Regions from separate parts of the Homo sapiens genome. Here region 2 is linked to region 1. The links are chromatin contacts, found by Hi-C or POLR2A ChIA-PET in ENCODE. All regions are on one chromosome and are shown on one strand. Each heading gives the region's core, a stretch centred on a gene start or an enhancer-like site at or near the end of the contact. The rest is flanking DNA. Distances are from core to core; before and after follow the strand shown. Region 1 overlaps NMNAT2 (nicotinamide nucleotide adenylyltransferase 2). Region 2 overlaps ARPC5 (actin related protein 2/3 complex subunit 5).

Region 1 (5,144 bases), core at 2,314-4,813:
TTGGTTCAGACCCTCAACCCTACATGGATGACCTTGGAGCAGTTACTTACATTCTCTGAACTTCAGATTCCTTACCTAAAATTTGAGGACAACAACACCTGAGTTATTGTATCCAACACCTGAGTTATTGCATAAGAGTTACATGAAATAATATACAAAATGTATTTAGCAAAGTGACACATAATGATTGCTCAATACAAGGTAGCACTTCTTAATTACTAATAAAGAATAAAGTTCAACTGGCCAGGCGCAGTGGCTCATGCCTGTAATCCCAGCACTTTGGGAGGCTGAGGCGGGCAGATCACTTGAGGTCACAAGTTTGAGACCAGCTTGGCCAACATGGTAAAACCTCATCTCTACTAAAAATACAAAAATTAGCCGGGCATGGTTGCGTGTGCCTGTAGTCCCAGCTACTTTGGAGGCTGAGAGAGGAGAATCACTTGAACCCAGGAGGCGGAGGTTGCAGTGAGCCGAGATGGCACCACTGCACTCCAGCCTGGGCAACAGAGTGAGACTCTGTCTCAAAAAAAAAAAAAAAAGAATAAAGTTCAACCATCTCAACAGAAGTGGCAGAAGCTTTAGAATAAGTGCAGACCCTTGCTGTGGACACTTGTTTTTCCTTGGTGACTCCATGGAATTTCACGGATATTCTGAGGCTTTTCCCCCAGTGGCTATTACAGAAGGAGTCAACTGCCCTGTCAGGCCTAGTGCTGCCCCATGACAGTCAGACCCTGTTATATTTCTGCTTATTCTCTCTCCACGGGGTCATGGAAAGGAGAAGGGAGAAGGATCTGGTGGTGTATGAAGTCCCATGTAAAGGACCCTTTTGCAATCAGGCCTCTCAGTTAGGACCTTAGGTTTCTGACCACATAGAGAATACCGACTTTTAAAGAGAGCCAGACATTTTATTCAGCAATGTTGCCCTACCTTTTCATGTTAAAGTACCAGGAAATGACAACTTGAAGAGCACACTGGGCTGAAAAGAGAAGCTACTTTCAGCTGGAGGGAATGGCCTGGGCCTCTCTCACCACCTAGGGCTGACTGCCTCAGTAACGCAGCTCACTTGGCCCCATTCTGAGGGCTCTCTGGCCCAATAGCTTGTTTAGAGTCTGTCAGCTGCAGGGATGAGACATCTGGGCCTGGACTTGATGGCCTCCCTGGGGGAGCTGGCCCCTCCTATGTGGAGCCTAGAAGATGAAAGACACTTGGCCCCTCCAATTCACAAGAAGAATCCATGGAGAATCTCTCACCTCCAGGCCCTGCGATATTAACCTTTGATGTTGGCTCCTGACCCAATTTCCAGGCTGACCTGCACACATGGCATCAGAGCTGAATTCTTTTTTATGTCATAGAGTATCTCATCTCTATAACAACATGCCTTGAAGCCCTGTTGTCCATCTTGGTCACCGTCCAGGATCACGCCTTTGGATTCTGCTTTCCAAAATCTCCTTGGAAATTATCTAGCTTTAAAAGAAAAGAGAGGGGGCATTTTTGCTGTTTTGTTTGCAGAAGCAAAGCATTTGAAGAAAGAGGTCAAGGAACCAAGCAATTTTGCAGTAGGTTCTGAACTTTAGTTTCATTGAACATTGGGATCTATTATATTTTGAGGAACAGGAAGAACCTGGGAGCCATACAGGTGGCTAACACAGGTAATAGTTAAATTTCTGTGTTTGGAGGCTGAGGCTTGTTATGTCTCACTCTTCCTGGCTCTGTCTTGGTGTCTTGCTTCCACTCCCTTGCTCAGTCTCTACTCTCTGGCTTTGCTGTTCTCTCCTTCGACTTTTCCTGTCACTTTCTGTGGTGTGGAGTCTATTTCTCTGTAGTCATTGCTTCTGTTTCCACCTTCTCGGTTTCTTTTCTGTGTCTCTGTTTTTTCTGGTTTGATGGATAGCCTCTGCTTCTAATTTTTTTCACTAGCCAATGCCGGGCAGTACAGTTCCTTGAGAGGCACGCCCTTGTTTCTGGAGCCCTTACTTGTTTCAAACGTCCTCCTGAAGCAGCCCCCTGTTTTCCAGAAGAGTGGACGTAGGTCACATTTTGTTTGCTTCATGTTGCTCCCTGCAAAGAGGAGAAGATATGGCTGGGTACAGGGGCTTGTGCCTATAATCCTAGCACTTTGGGAGGCTGAGACAGAAGGATCACTTGAGCCCCAGGAGTTCAAGACCAGCCTGGGCAATGTGTTGAGACCCATCTCTACAAAAAATTGAAAAAATTAGCTGGCTGTGGTGGTGCACGCCTGTGGTCCCAGCTACTCAGGAGGCTGAGGCAGAAGGATTGCTTGAGCCCAGGGGATCAAGGCTGCAGTGAGCCATGATTGCAACACTGCACTCCAGCCTGGGTGACAGAGCAAGACCCTGTTTCAAAACAAACAAACAAAAAACAAACAAACAGAAACAAAAAAGAAAAGAAGGTACTTGGGAAGCACAGCAGCTTCCTCTCTTCTTGCCTTCCAGCCAGCAGCAGACTCAGCAGAGCTCAGAATACCCTGGAGTTTCAGGCCCTTCAAACTCCTTTTTTAAAAAAATGTTTTTTAAGAGAAGTTTTAGTTTCACAGTAAAATTGAGAGAAGGCACAGAGATTTCCCACAGACTCCCCCCTTCACACATGCACAGCCTTGCCCATTATCAACATCCCCCACCAGAGGGGTACATTAATTACAGCTGATGGAGCGGCATCCACACACCACTCAGAGGCCATGGTTTACACCAGAGCTCATTCGGGGTGTTGTGCATCCTATGGTTTTGGACAATGTTTATTGACATGTAACCACCTCCACAGTATCACATAGAGTAGTTGCGTTGCCCTAACCATCCTCTGTGCTCTGCCTGCCCATCCTTCCCTCCCCTCAACTTCTGGCAACCACTGATCTTTTTACAGTGTCCACAGTTTTGCCTTTTTCAAAATGTCCTATCATTGGAATCATGCTGTATATAGCCTTTTTCACATCAGCTTCTTTCACTTAGTAATCAACTTCTTCTGGGATGAAGAGTTTTATCAGGTGCGTCTAATGCCCCAGGTGGCTGGAAGTATCAATCAAAATCAGTCTGTCCGCATATACCACTCCTGCCCCTGGCCTTTTTTTTCTCCTGTGGAGGTGTGGGGGAATCCATTCTGAAATATTTGTCCAGGTCATTTGTTTGCTTTTCCTAAGTAAAAACATGCGGCGCACCGTGGTCAGGCACCATGCATTTACTCACTCACTCATTGGTTCAACATGTATATACCACAACCTCCCCAGCATCCTCAACCCTCCCTGAGGCTCTGGGGCTATAGTGGGAAAGCACACCGGACAGGGCAGGAGCTGTCCAATCTGCCCGCCAGTCAAGGGACAGAAGTTCAGGCAGAAGCTTGGCTTTTTACAGCGTCAGTGTTACTGGGAGCCCACCAGCATCCCCTTGTTCTAATTGTCCTGCCAATACTTGAGATACAAGAGGCATGCATATTTTTCTGGGGATTTTATTTCATTCCCCCAGAATCAATGGATCCCCACCAGTACTCTCCTCAACGCTGCCTCTTCCTCTTCCTCATTCCTTGTGCCCGAGCACACCTGATATGGAGAGCACTCCTAGGCTGGCTGGGCTCCAGGGCATTCACAGAGGTTTTTCAGTTTCCTTCTATGGTGAAGTGGAGAAGTGGAGAAGTGGGACAGGAGTTCACAATTATTGAGTTTCTGCTGTCTGTCAGACACTCTGCCTGATGATTTCACAACTTCATTTCATTTAACCCTTATTCTCAGCATACCAGTAAGATAGATAACACCATCCCCACATGAATGAAGCAGAAATGGAAACTCAGTAAAGGGCAGACATTTAGCACATCACAGAACTGTACCTGGAACTAGGTCTGTCTGGTACCAGAACTCAAATTCTTGCCACTGCAGCCTGTGTGTGTGTGTGTGTGTGTGTGTGTGTGTGTGTGTGTGTGTGTGTGTGTGTATGTGTTGATAGTAGTGGTAGGAAGTACTAGGAGTGGATAAACAGAGCAGTAGAAATCATCCCAGGCTCTTTTTCTCCCCCTTGGGTCCTGGACAGAGGAGCCCTTTGCCACCCTTCTGCTTCTGATCAGGTTGCAGCCGTGTGTTGGGAATGCAGGAGGCGTTAAGGAAAAGAGGCCCTTTTTCCTCTCCTTGGAGGGTCCTCTGTTCTCTTTAGCATGACCTAGCGGGCTCCAGAGCCAGATTTCCTGAATGCTAATCCCAGCTCTTCTGTTTGCTCGTGGTGTTTCCTTGGGCAATTTATTTAAACTGACTGTGCTTCAGTTTCCTATTTTGCAATGGGGATAATAAGAAGAGTGCCATTCTCATTCCTAGAATAGATGAATTTATTAAGACGGAAAGTAGCATGGTGGTTGCCGGGGACCAGGAGGAGGTTAGTGTTTAATGAGGAGTTAAAGGAATGGGGAGTTCGTGTTTAATGGGTACAGAGTTTCAGTTTGAGAAGATGAAAAAGTGCTGAAAATGGATGACAGCGACGGCTGCTCAACAGTGGCAATATACTTAATGCCACCGAACTGTTTGCTTAAAGACAGTTAAAGTGCTGAGTTTTATTGCTATGAATATTTACCACAATTGAAAAAAAGAATAGGCTGGGTGCGGTAGCTCATGACCATAATCCCAGCACTTTGGGAGGCCGAGGCAGGTGGATCATGAGGTCAGGAGATCGAGACCATCCTGGCTAACATGGTGAAACCCTGTCTCTACTAAAAATACAAAAAGATTAGCTGGGCATGGTGGTGCATGCCTGTAGTCCCAGCTACTTGGGAGGCTGAGGCAGGAGAATCGCTTGAACCCAGGAGGTGGAGGCTGCAGTGAGCCGAGATCACGCCACTGCACTCCAGCCTGGCAACAGAGCAAGATGCCGTCAAAAATAAATAAATAAATAATAAAAAAAAAAAAAGAAAAGAAAAGAAAAAAAAAAAGAATACCTTCCTCAAAGGATTTGGGGAGGCGAGAATGAGATTATGCATTTTAAGCACTTAAGACTGAACCTGGCCCATGTTAAATGCTCCATAAATGTGAGCTCTTCTATGCTCCAACTTTCATCTCTTCCAGAGAAGTCCTGGAAACCAGGGGCAGAGCTGCGTAGTGCACACCTGCTGCTGGCTCAGAGTTGCCGTGAGAAGGGGTCTCACAGCCAGGACCTGGA
Region 2 (5,235 bases), core at 2,406-4,905, 250 kb before region 1:
TAATAAGCAAAATATGTTTTTGGAATAAGTGGTGGGTGAATACCACTGCTAAGTTATAGCTTTGTTTTTGCTTGCCTCCTGATTATCTGTACTGTGGGTTTAAGTATGCTACTTTCTCTCAGCATCCAATAATCATGGCCCCTCAATTTATTTGTGGTCACCCAGGGTTCAGAGCAAGAAGTCTTGCTTTATACAAATGTATCCATAAAATATCAGAGCTTGTTGGGCATGAACATCAAACTTTTGTTCCACTAATATGGCTCTGTTTGGAAAAAACTGCAAATCAGAAAGAATGATTTGCAGAAAGAAAGAAAAACTATGGTGTAATTTAAACTCTGGGCAGCCTCTGAATGAAATGCTACTTTCTTTAGAAATATAATAGCTGCCTTAGACATTATGAGGTATACAACTAGTATTTAAGATACCATTTAATATGCCCCGTAAATGTCTTCAGTGTTCTTCAGGGTAGTTGGGATCTCAAAAGATTTGGTTCAGATCCAAACAAATACACATTCTGTGTTTTAGCTCAGTGTTTTCTAAAAAAAGAAACTGCCACACAGCAAAAAATTGTTTACTTTGTTGGACAAACCAAATCAGTTCTCAAAAAATGACCGGTGCTTATAAAAAGTTATAAATATCGAGTAGCTCTAAAACAAACCACCTGACCAAGAGGGAAGTGAGCTTGTGCTTAGTATTTACATTGGATGCCAGTTTTGTAATCACTGACTTATGTGCAAACTGGTGCAGAAATTCTATAAACTCTTTGCTGTTTTTGATACCTGCTTTTTGTTTCATTTTGTTTTGTTTTGTAAAAATGATAAAACTTCAGAAAATAAAATGTCAGTGTTGAATAATTTATTTTTCTCTGACTTTAACAATTATGAATGTATGGTTAATTAAGAGGAAAGGTTTTCTGCTTCTACCACCAAGTACTGTACTCTTAACAAGAACAGTTTGGTAGGGTTTTTATAAGACTATATAGATATAAGATGATAGAGAAGAGAGTCATGAATGATGTCAGAGCACTACTGAAGCCTTTGGAGTGATTCCATAGCCTTCTGGATGGCAGCTGAATACCTATATGTAGTATCACTGCCCAAAGACCTAGACTAGAAAGTGCAAAGTAGCTTAGCAGCTGCAGTCATTCACTCCCAGCCTCCAAAATTCTCTTTCTTTCACCTCAAATCTATTTCTTGTACTTACCTACTCACAGCGACTTCTGTTTGCTTTCGATCTTCACCTGACTAGATTCCCACTTTAAAACACTTCCAGGCAATTCAGGGTCCTATGGGTGAAGATAAGCTAAGCAATAGGTATTATTCTTAAATATTACTTAGAGATGGGGACTTGCTATGCTGCCCAGGCTGGAGTGCAGTGGCTGTTCACAGGTGTGATCATAGTGCACTGAGGCCTCAAACTCCTGGCTTCAAGCAGTCCTGCCTCAGCCTCCCGAAAAGGTGGAACTACAGGCACATGCCACTGTGCCTTAGCCAATAGGTATTAGAGGTAGTCAAGTAGGTATAGCATAACCAATTACAAACTTTAAAATCAAATGATACTGAATGCTTTTTCATAAAATCCTTCTTAACATCACTTTCATAACTGAAGCGTTTGGAAAAATTCTGGAGTTCATATTTGTTCACAAGAATGGGTGGGTGTATTTAGAATCTGCCAGTCTATCAGCTTTACTGAGGGGAGATACTAAAAATATTTAACAAGTAGTATAATATAGAGACCGAGTCAAAATGGATACTAGCTGGAAACAACTGGTTCAACTGTTGCCTCCTGACTAAATGTCAGCCCAGGGTATAGTAACCATGACACAGTACTATCCTTGGTGAAGAGTTGGGAATAGGATTAATTGCGGAAAAAATATATATAAATGCCATAGGACACTTTTAGCACAAAAGTAGTTGTTTACCTCCCATTCTCCTCCTTTAATCTCAGTGCTTTTACTATTTGGTTTCTTTTTTGGCATTTTACAAAAGGGAAGAAATGGAAAACATACCCCTTCTTGGTCATTGGGTAACAGCACCATTTCGGTAACAGTCATACTTGATGACAAGTATGATGATATTTTAAGGACATGAACATGGGTGAAATCAATGTGTAGATGGTACAAATTAACCGAATTCTTTTTAAAGCATTTCCTGTGGATCCCAGGATCATGAGGACATAACAGAAGAATAAGGTCTGAATCTTGTTCACCAGTTTGCTCTCAGCCTAATTGGGAAGTAAGGTTAAGCACCTGAAAATTATGTCATACAAAAAAAAAGAGAATTAACGTCATACAATTTAGCATTTGACTGTAAATGCAGTTAGTCAATGTTGGGAGAACAACAAAATCAGGGTGGATCAGAGTATTTAAAGTGAGACATTAATTTGAACTAATCCTTTGGAGGGGCAGAAAGGACAAACGGTCCAAGTGAAATGAACAGAGTAGAAAGAGAAAGTTAAAAGTGGGTTTAATAGTCACTGTTCTTGCAGTTTTAATGTTTTTTGTTTTGTTTTGTTTTGTTTTGTTTTGTTTTGTTTTTTTTGAGACAGAGTCTCGCTCTGTGGCCCAGGCGGGAGTGCAGTGGCGCGATCTCGGCTCACTGCAAGCTCTGCCTCCTGGGTTCACGCCATTCTCCTGCCTCAGCCTCCCAAGTAGCTGGGACTACAGGCGCCCGCCACCACGCCCGGCTAATTTTTTGTATTTTTAGTAGAGACGGGGTTTCATTCACCGTGTTAGCCAGGATGGTCTCGATCTCCTGACCTCGTGATCCGCCCACCTCGGCCTCCCAAAGTGCTGGGATTACATGCGTGAGCCACCGCGCCCAGCTGCAGTTTTAATGTTTTTAACATAAGAATTCTAGATGGTGCAAATTATTAACAGGATCAGAAACTATCTCCGTGATAGATTCAAGAAAGTAAAATTATAGGAAATCATAATGTTTTATTAGCTGAAATAGACATTGATGATCACTTAGTTTAACCCCATGTATAAAGGTAAAAAAGAAAATTAATTAATTAATTTTTTTTTTTTGAGATGGAGTCTTGCTCTGTTGCTCAGGCTGGAGTGCAATGGCACAATCTCGGCTCACTGCAGCCTCCACCTCCCAGGCTCAAGCGATTCTCCTGCCTCAGCCTCCTGAGTAGCTCGGATTACAGGCACGCATCACCGTGCCCAGCTAATTTTTGTATTTTTAGGAGAGATGGGGTTTCACCATGTTGCCCAGGCTGGTCTTGAACTCCTGACCTCAGGTGATCCACCCTCCTCCGCCTCCCAAAGCACTGGGATTACAGGCGTGACCACCGCGCCCAGCCAGATTGATTAATTTTTAGATACACAATTTTTCCTTTAGATTTACAACTAACATCCCCTTACAGACAAAATATGTTAAAAGCACCAAAATAATTGAAAAACACACCCAATTAAGGAACAGACCAACGGCCTCTGTAGAACCAAGTGCCCTTAAACAAGGCTGCTTCTGTCCATATTCCTGCCGCGGGACCTCTGCCCCACTCCCTCTCCCCCTCACCCCAATGTCACTAGTACAATATGTGAAAACCCCAATGTGAAAACGTTCTGTGCAGGTGCCTCTTGTATGATTCCAGATATGGAGGAGGCCCGGGAAGCCCACAGAGGTACAGCATGTCATCTGCCTCAAGGTGGTGCTACTTCACCACATTGATGATCCAACCACAAGCAACATGGGACACAGCATTCACTTTAACATTTCTATTTTCCTTTATCATTTCTGTTACTTGAGTGTGTAAGAGTAATCAACATAAATAATCTATGTTTACATCTCTTATTTCTCTCTGAAACAGTTCCCTAGAATCCACACCACATGAAACACAAATTGAGTAGTGTATGACCCACCTGAATTCCAAAGCATTCTAAAACTCCCGTATTTTCCAGCCTAGCAGTTAGCTCCTGCTCTGCAAGACACACCCTCTTGACCTTGCTGCTAGACTGTATGGGCCCCCTGAAGTCATAGTAGCTGGCTCTTACTCATCCCCACATTCACTTGGCATAGTTGATGTTCAACAAATATCTCTTGGTTGCATAACATTGAACGAGCCAAGTCACCTAAGAAATCCTTAATTTATACACAGGTTCTTAGGGTACCTGAATAGGGCAACACATCAGAAGTACAAATTGAGAACTATACAAAGAGTAAAATAATTCTTGGGTTCAAATACCCTAGAGCCAATCAAGTTTAGTCACAAAGAATTTCAATTCACTTCAATGTGGACAGTTAAGAAGGGAATTTATCAGCCTTAGGTGGAAATCAGAGCCACCATGAGTACCACGTGCAGCCCCTATAGTGTTTAGCTTTGCCAGAAGTCACCAGAGAAAGTGGCTGAGGAACAGAATTCCAGCTCATATCTGGCTAACAGTGGCACTATGGGAGTTTATATGATCTGTTCATTATTCTGTGGCATCACCTTCTAAGAGCAGAGATGTGACCCAATACCCCTTGTTTTCCTTAAAGATAACCATTAAATTATATCCATGAATTTATATCACCGTCCTTGACTTTATACGTAGATTTTTCTAATTCTGTCAACCCTTAGGGTAATGAATAACTTAAATGGCCAATGCCTCTGAATAACATCATACTTCCTTTTGTTTCTCCAAAAATTGAATCAAGATGCCAGGGCAACTAAGATTTTCTTCAATTTGCTAAGTTAAAGGTCAGTGTATTCATTAGCCAATGGTTCTGTATTTTATTCATTTTAGTTTTTATTCGTTTTCAAATAATTTGTTCATATTGTTCAATATTCAAAAGGTAAGAAATATGTACTGTGGTAATTTTCCATTCCACCCTAGTTCCTCTTTTGACAACCAACTATTGTCACTTAATTCTTAGGCATCCTTCCAGATACAGTGTATGCATTTACAGGCAAATACCTATATAAGATTTTACCCCTTTGTGTACATAAATACTAACATACTATATATAGTGTTCTGTTCCTTGCTTTTTTCATTAACAGTATATTTTGGTGGTAATTTCCTATCAATACATAAAGAACTTCCTTATTCCCTTCAGAGGCATTTGAACCAGAGCAATTCCTTCTTGAATAGAAGCTGGGTAAAATAAGGCTGAGACCTACTGGGCTGCATTCCCAGATGGTTAAGGCATTCTAAGTCACAGGATGAGATAGGAGGTCAACACAAGATACCGGTCATAAAGACCTTGCTGATAAAACAGTTTGCAGTAAAGAAGCTGGCCAAAACCCACC

Evidence for each region. A loop is a pair of places that touch in the nucleus more often than their neighbours do. ChIA-PET counts read pairs that join two places held with the same protein, here RNA polymerase II (POLR2A). Pooled maps may share reads with other maps.
Region 2: a map of K562 shows a loop between it and region 1 (4-fold over the local background). The contact joins two enhancer-like sites. A Hi-C loop is called at or near these places in 1 of 168 maps with a recorded cell type or tissue (K562) and 4 of 50 pooled maps. POLR2A ChIA-PET finds 5 or more read pairs at or near these places in 3 of 52 experiments (AG04450, PC-9 and Panc1).

The regions. Positions count from the first base shown.
Region 1 is chr1:183,369,015-183,374,158 of GRCh38, reverse strand. All of the region lies in intron 1 of NMNAT2 (nicotinamide nucleotide adenylyltransferase 2), which reads left to right. Among named protein-coding and RNA genes, the nearest start is that of NMNAT2, 47 kb to the left of the region's middle. Within about 2 kb of position 3,563, at least 3 of the 41 ENCODE cell types and tissues checked have a DNase peak (open chromatin) inside an H3K27ac peak, as active enhancers do; they include PC-9, where a contact is called at or near this core.
Region 2 is chr1:183,621,816-183,627,050 of GRCh38, reverse strand. ARPC5 (actin related protein 2/3 complex subunit 5) reads left to right here. Exons shown (of 4, transcript NM_005717.4): 4 at 1-5,235. Among named protein-coding and RNA genes, the nearest start is that of ARPC5, 11 kb to the left of the region's middle. Within about 2 kb of position 3,655, at least 10 of the 41 ENCODE cell types and tissues checked have a DNase peak (open chromatin) inside an H3K27ac peak, as active enhancers do; they include PC-9, where a contact is called at or near this core.